2 separate regions of the Homo sapiens genome follow, and region 1 is linked to region 2. Evidence: read pairs that join two places in POLR2A ChIA-PET (ENCODE). Cell type or tissue: Panc1. All regions are shown on one strand. Each heading gives the region's core, and the rest is flanking DNA. Links, peaks and the distances in the headings are about the cores only. Region 1 has its middle 3.2 kb from the start of ZNF468. Region 2 overlaps LOC105372452 (a long non-coding RNA gene).

Evidence for each region. Peaks named below come from ENCODE experiments on the same cell type or tissue, not always from the same donor. Only the 100,000 strongest peaks of a DNase experiment are listed, where the experiment ranks them.
Region 1: POLR2A ChIA-PET joins it to region 2 with 6 read pairs; 2 of 35 experiments call an interaction of 5 or more read pairs at or near these places.

The regions. Positions count from the first base shown.
Region 1 is chr19:52,859,360-52,862,285 of GRCh38, forward strand. It overlaps a transcript of ZNF320 not described here. Among named protein-coding and RNA genes, the nearest start is that of ZNF468, 3.2 kb to the left of the region's middle. In Panc1, for the core only: no CTCF peak of the experiment used is centred there; a DNase peak (open chromatin) is centred at 1,402.
Region 2 is chr19:52,745,319-52,748,244 of GRCh38, forward strand. All of the region lies in intron 1 of LOC105372452 (a long non-coding RNA gene), which reads left to right. Among named protein-coding and RNA genes, the nearest start is that of ZNF611, 12 kb to the left of the region's middle. In Panc1, for the core only: no CTCF peak of the experiment used is centred there; no DNase peak of the experiment used is centred there.

The DNA.
Region 1 (2,926 bases), core at 167-2,666, 110 kb after region 2:
GGGGAAATACATTAACCCACGTCTTTTTGACAAGTGTGAGTTTTACGACATGGCGACAGGTGCCCTCTCTAGTGAGGCTCCTACAATCTGACGGAAACTGACGTCAGCAGTAAATAATAAAATTCAGAATACACGATTAATTATAGAGTTTATTGGAACACAAAGTTTGAGGATAGCCATCTGGAAACATCAACTCCAAATGAAGGGGGCCCGTGTTCCCATGTAGAGATGTTAAGGTTTCACACACAGGGAAAGACAGAGAAGCTTTAGCAGAATCAACACATTTTCCATTCAAGACCAGTGCATAGGCTGCGGCAGCTTGACTGGTGATGGATTGATACACTTCAAGGAAGGTTACTTTATCACTCCGTAAGAAGGGACAATGATGCCAAAAGGTCTTATCTCTGGGGCTGGGTAGTCTTCCTACTTACAGGTAAACTGTTTTTTTTTAAATTGATATTAGGAAACTAAATTTTATTGCACTACACGCTACCAGTTACAAAGTAGGGTGTCCTCATAAACAAAGGAAATGCCTCCTCTTTAAGTTTTTCTTTCTTTTTTTTTTTTTTTTGAGACGGTGTATCGCTCTGTCACCCAGGCTGGAATGCAGTGGCGCAATATCCGCTCACTGCAAGCTCCGCCTCCCGGGTTCACGCCATTCTCCTGCCTCAGCCTCCAGAGTAGCTGGGACTACAGGCGCCCGCCACCACGCCCGGCTAATTTTTGGAATTTTTAGTAGAGACGGGGTTTCACCGTGTTAGCCAGGATGGTCTCGATCTCCTGACCTTGTGATGCTCCCGCCTCGGCCTCCCAAAGTGCTGGGATTACAGGCGTGAGCCACTGCACCTGGCCTGTTTTTCTTACATAGGCGCCTAGGTAAAAACTAAGATATGTCTACCTGCCGGTCTGCTGACAGTCTAACAAAACTTATTATTTTGTTGATTTAAAGCTATCCTTAGGCGGTCCCGGTGGCTCACTCCTGCAATACTAGCAATTTGAAAGGCTGTACCAGGGGGATCACCTGAGGTAAGGAGTTCCAGACCAGTCTGGACAACATGGTGAAAGCCAGTCTTTACTGAAAATGCAACAATTAGCCAGGCCTGGGGGCACATGTCTGTAATCCTAGCTCCTCAGGATGCTGAGGAAGTAGAATCGCTTGAACTTGGGAGGCGGGGGTTGCAGTGAGCCAAGATTGTGCCATTGCACTCCAGCCTGGATGACAAGAGTGAAACGGCATCAAAAAAAAAAAAAGAAAAAGAAAAAAAAGCTATTCTTGGTATTTTAGTGTGCAAGTACTTGAAAGCATGACTGTAATTATTTTAGAAGCATAGATTGTCATGGGATATTGAGTCATCTGGACATTGTTTTTCTGTAGGAGTTTGTTCTTGCAGGTACTATTAAGCTGCTTTCCTTAACTGTAAACATCTTAAGATCATGACTCATGCGTGAGCAGTAAGGACTACGTCTTGCTAGTTTTAGTAGACTAAAACTTTGTCATTCTAGCTCTCCTAGGATCCTGTTTAACAGTTTTTCCACTCATGCACCACAGCGTTCTAAGCACAATTATGGAGACACCACTCTTTTGTAATGCACTGACACCATGTCACTGCACTTTAGTCTGGGCGACAGAGTGAGATTCCGTCAAAAACAAACAAACAAACAAACAAACAAAACAAAAACGAAAACTCATCCAAATCAGAAAGAAAGAAATAAAATTGTATTTGTTTGTAGATGACATGATCTTCTGTGGAAAAAATCCAAAGAGTCAACCAAAATACTACTGGAACTAATAAACACATTCAGTGGATTTGCAGAATACAATATCAGCAGCAAAAATTAGTTGAATTTCCATACATTAACAATAAACAATTTTAAAAGAAAATTAAGAAAACCGTTCCATTTGCTAGAGAAATTTAAGTAAGAAATACTAAGGAATAAATGTAAAGAGGTGAGACGTTTGTACCTTGAAATCCACAAACACTGATCAAAATGATTAAAAACATATATAAATAGAGATAGAACCCATATTGATGGATTGGAAAAATTAATATTGCTAAATGATTATATAACCTAATGTGATTTAGATTCAACACGGTACCCATAAAAATCCCTATCAGATTGTGTTAAAGAAACAAAAAACTGGCTGGGAAAAGTGGCACACGTCTGTTGGCCAGGCTGATCTCAAACTCCTGACCTCAAGGGATCTAACTGCCTTGGCCTCCCAAAGTGCTGGGATTACAGGCATGAGCCACCGTGCCTGGCCCAATCCTCTTAACATAAACACTTTAACATCAATTAATGCTTGAACTCAATGTTAAATCAACTCAAACTCAAGTCAATGCTGAATTGACTCTAATGACAATTAATGCTTGATGGTTTGCTATACTCATTGCCTGTGCATCAATTATCTCAAAAATGAATTTTCTGATGTTCTGCAAGGAGTGACCTCAGACTGAAACCTTGTCACACTTATGACATTTGTAAGATTTCTGTCCAGTAGGGATTCTCTGATGCCTAATGACTTGTGAACGTGAAGTAAAGACTTTGCCATAATTATCACACCTGTGAGGTTTCTCTCCTGTATGAATTCTCCTATGTTTTGCCTAGGATGAAGCTTGACTGAAGACCTTGCCTCAATCATGACATTTGTAAGGTTTCTCTCCAGTATGAGTTCGCTGATGAACTGCAAGTTATGAACGATGTCTGAAAACTTTGCCACATTTATTAACACTTGTAAGATCTCTCTTCATTACGGATTCTCCAATGATTTGCAACAGTTCTAGCATTACCAAAGGCATTGTGACAATCATTGCATTAGTAAACTTTCCCTACACCATGGATTGCCTGATGGATGGTGAGTAAGTGGTGATTGCCCACTAAAGGCTTTGCCACACTCATTACACTTGTAAGGTTTCTCTCCAGGGTG
Region 2 (2,926 bases), core at 295-2,794:
TTTGGCTAAACTTTTTGTTAAGTCACTGTTAACAGCTGGACTCACTTCTGCACTGGGACATGACTGAGTTTGTCCTGTGCAATTGTGGTAGAATTGACCTCGAGGTGCCCAATCTATAATAGTTCCGAATTTATCATTTTGTAATATCACCGCACTATTGGCCACACATTCTTCCCAAACTAAAACTTTTGTGTCTTTTGATCCTTTGGGATTTTTTGGGGGTAAGGCTTTCCTTTAGGCCTAAATTTTAATGATCTTTGATAAGAAAAGTCTTGTAAATAATTTACCTGTGGCCTGAGTGACATTCCACTTACCGCGTGATTAGTGAATCTACTGGTGGTACCGACAGTAGGTACTTCTACCAACCAATTTTTGACTGCAGGCATTAAACATCCTGGTGCTCTCCCGAGGCAAATAGGAGGATAATGATACCCAGTGGAAATATTTATCATCATTCCTTCTTCCTCAGGTTTGGCAGGGCAACGATCATCTGTGGGGCCAGGTACCCATACACTATTATTAACGTATACTTCAATAGGATTATCCATCCATGAGACTGCCCGAATTAAGGGCGGGAAAGGCACATAGGCCCAGTAGGTATAATTAGCTGCAGCTGCTCCTGCAGGCGTGGGGAGACTTACCACCGTTGATACAATCATCAAAGCTGCAAGCAGCGTGTTCTCTGGAGTTTGTGTCACCTTTGTGTTCTCTAGGCTTTTTTAAGCTAACTGTGTCAGCTTTTAAATTGTGCCCAAGTTGGCAGCTCCGCCTTCGTGGTGGATGGCAACTTCATCTGTTTTTTTGACATCACCATTTTGTTTATCTTGTGAGTCAATGGTGCTCGATTGCGGTGTTTCCGTCTCTGTGGAGGCGCTTTTTTTTTTGTTTGTTTGCATCTCTAATGGGTTCATTGTAGAACTTTAAATGTCTAGTGGGTATCTAAACAGGAAGCTGATTTTCTCCTGGTGAAACACAAGCAAAACCTCTCCCCCACGTTACCACCTTCCCTATTTCTCATGTCTTATTGTTGTTGTCTTTTTATCAAATCAGTTTTCCTTCACGTAGGCTGTTCTTTTTACCAGTAAGATGTTGTTTTGCAGAGGTAGTAGTCTGATTTCTATAAGTGTTTAAAACATTTAAAGTATAGAGTGCTAGATTAAGTTGCATCTGAGGAGTGGTACACTCCTTACTGTCTCCCCCTTCTCTTTAACTGAGTTTTGAGTGTTCTATTAGTTTTTTTAACTATGGCCTGTCCTTGGGAATTATAGGGAATTCCTGTTTTGTGTGTAATTTTCTACTGATTTCAGAATTTTTGGAAAGCTTTACTATAGTATCCAGGTGCATTGTCAGTTTTGATTTTTTTCTGGAACTCCCATGACAGCAAAACAAGATAATAAATGTTTTTTCACATGGGAAGTACTTTCTCCTGTCTGGCAAGTTGCCCACATGAAATGTGAATAAGTACCAACTGTTACACGGACACATCATAATCTTTTAAATGAAGGTACATGTGTGACATCTATTTGCCATAATGCATTAGGACATAGACTTCTGGGATTAACTCCTGCCTCTTGAGTGGGCAGGTGTAGGACTTGACACTGGGTGCAATGTTGTACAATATCTTTTGCCTGTTTTCATGTGACATCAAATTTGTTTTTTAATCCTGCTGCATTTACATGAGTCAAAGCATGAAGTTCTTGTGCTTTTATGAATGCAGATGGTACCAGTAAGTCAGCTTGTTCATTTGCTTTAGCTAAAGGCCCTGGTAAATTAGTGTGTGCTAAAATATGAGTAATATGAAATGGGAAATTTTTTTTTCAGTTTGTTGTAATAAACTGAACAGCTCGTTTAACTGATCATCTATGCTATATTTAATTAGAGCTGTCTCAACATCCCTTGTAGCCTGCGCTACATATGCAGAATCTGATACAATATTAATAGGTTGATCAAAGTCTTATAACACTGTAATGACTGCAACCAACTCTGCTCTTTGAGCCGATTGATATTGAGTTTTGATGACTCGCTGTTTTGGCCCTGTGTAAGCTGCTTTTCTATTGCTGGAAGCATCAGTAAACACTGTCAGAGCATTTTCCAAAGGTTTATGTCTGGTAATTTTAGGTAAAATCCAAGTAGTCAATTTTAAAAACTGGAAGATTTTTGTTTTTGGGTAATGATTATCAATAATTCCCACAAAATTAGTAAGACCAATCTGCCATGCATCAGAATTGATAAAGGCTTGTCTAACCTGTTCCTTGTTTAAAGGAACAACTATTTTGTCTGCGTCATTTTCACACAATTTTATTATTTGTAATCTTGCCTGACCAATTAATGTAGCTATTTGATCCAAGAACAATGTAAAAGTCTTAATTGTACTGTGAGGAAGGAATGACCACTCCACAAGATCAGTATTTTGAACAATGATGTCTGTTGGAGAATGTGCAGTAGCAAAAATCAAAAGTTGGAGTGGGGTTAAGGGACCTTTGTGCTGACTGATTTTTTTCTTTTACTAACTTAATTTTTTTTGTTGCCTCTGGGGTTAATATTCTTTTACTATTTAAGTCTGGGTCCCCTCTTAAGATAGAGAACAAATTTGACATGGCATAAGTAGGAATGCCTAGAGTTGGCTGAATGTAATTAATATCTCCTAGCAAGTTTTGAAAGTCATTTAATGTTTTTAATGTGTCTTTTCTTATTTCTACTTTTTGTGGCTTAATTTTTCTATTTTCTATCTGCATCTCTAAATAATGAAAAGGAGTAGAGGTTTGAATCTTATCAGATGCTATTGCCAGTCTTGCGTTGGCAACCTCTGCTTGCAGAAATGTGTAACAGTCAGTTAATTTGTCTCTTGTTTCTGCAGCACACAAAATATCATCAACATAATGAATGATATAACAGTCTGAAAACTTATCTCTAACTGGTTGAAGAG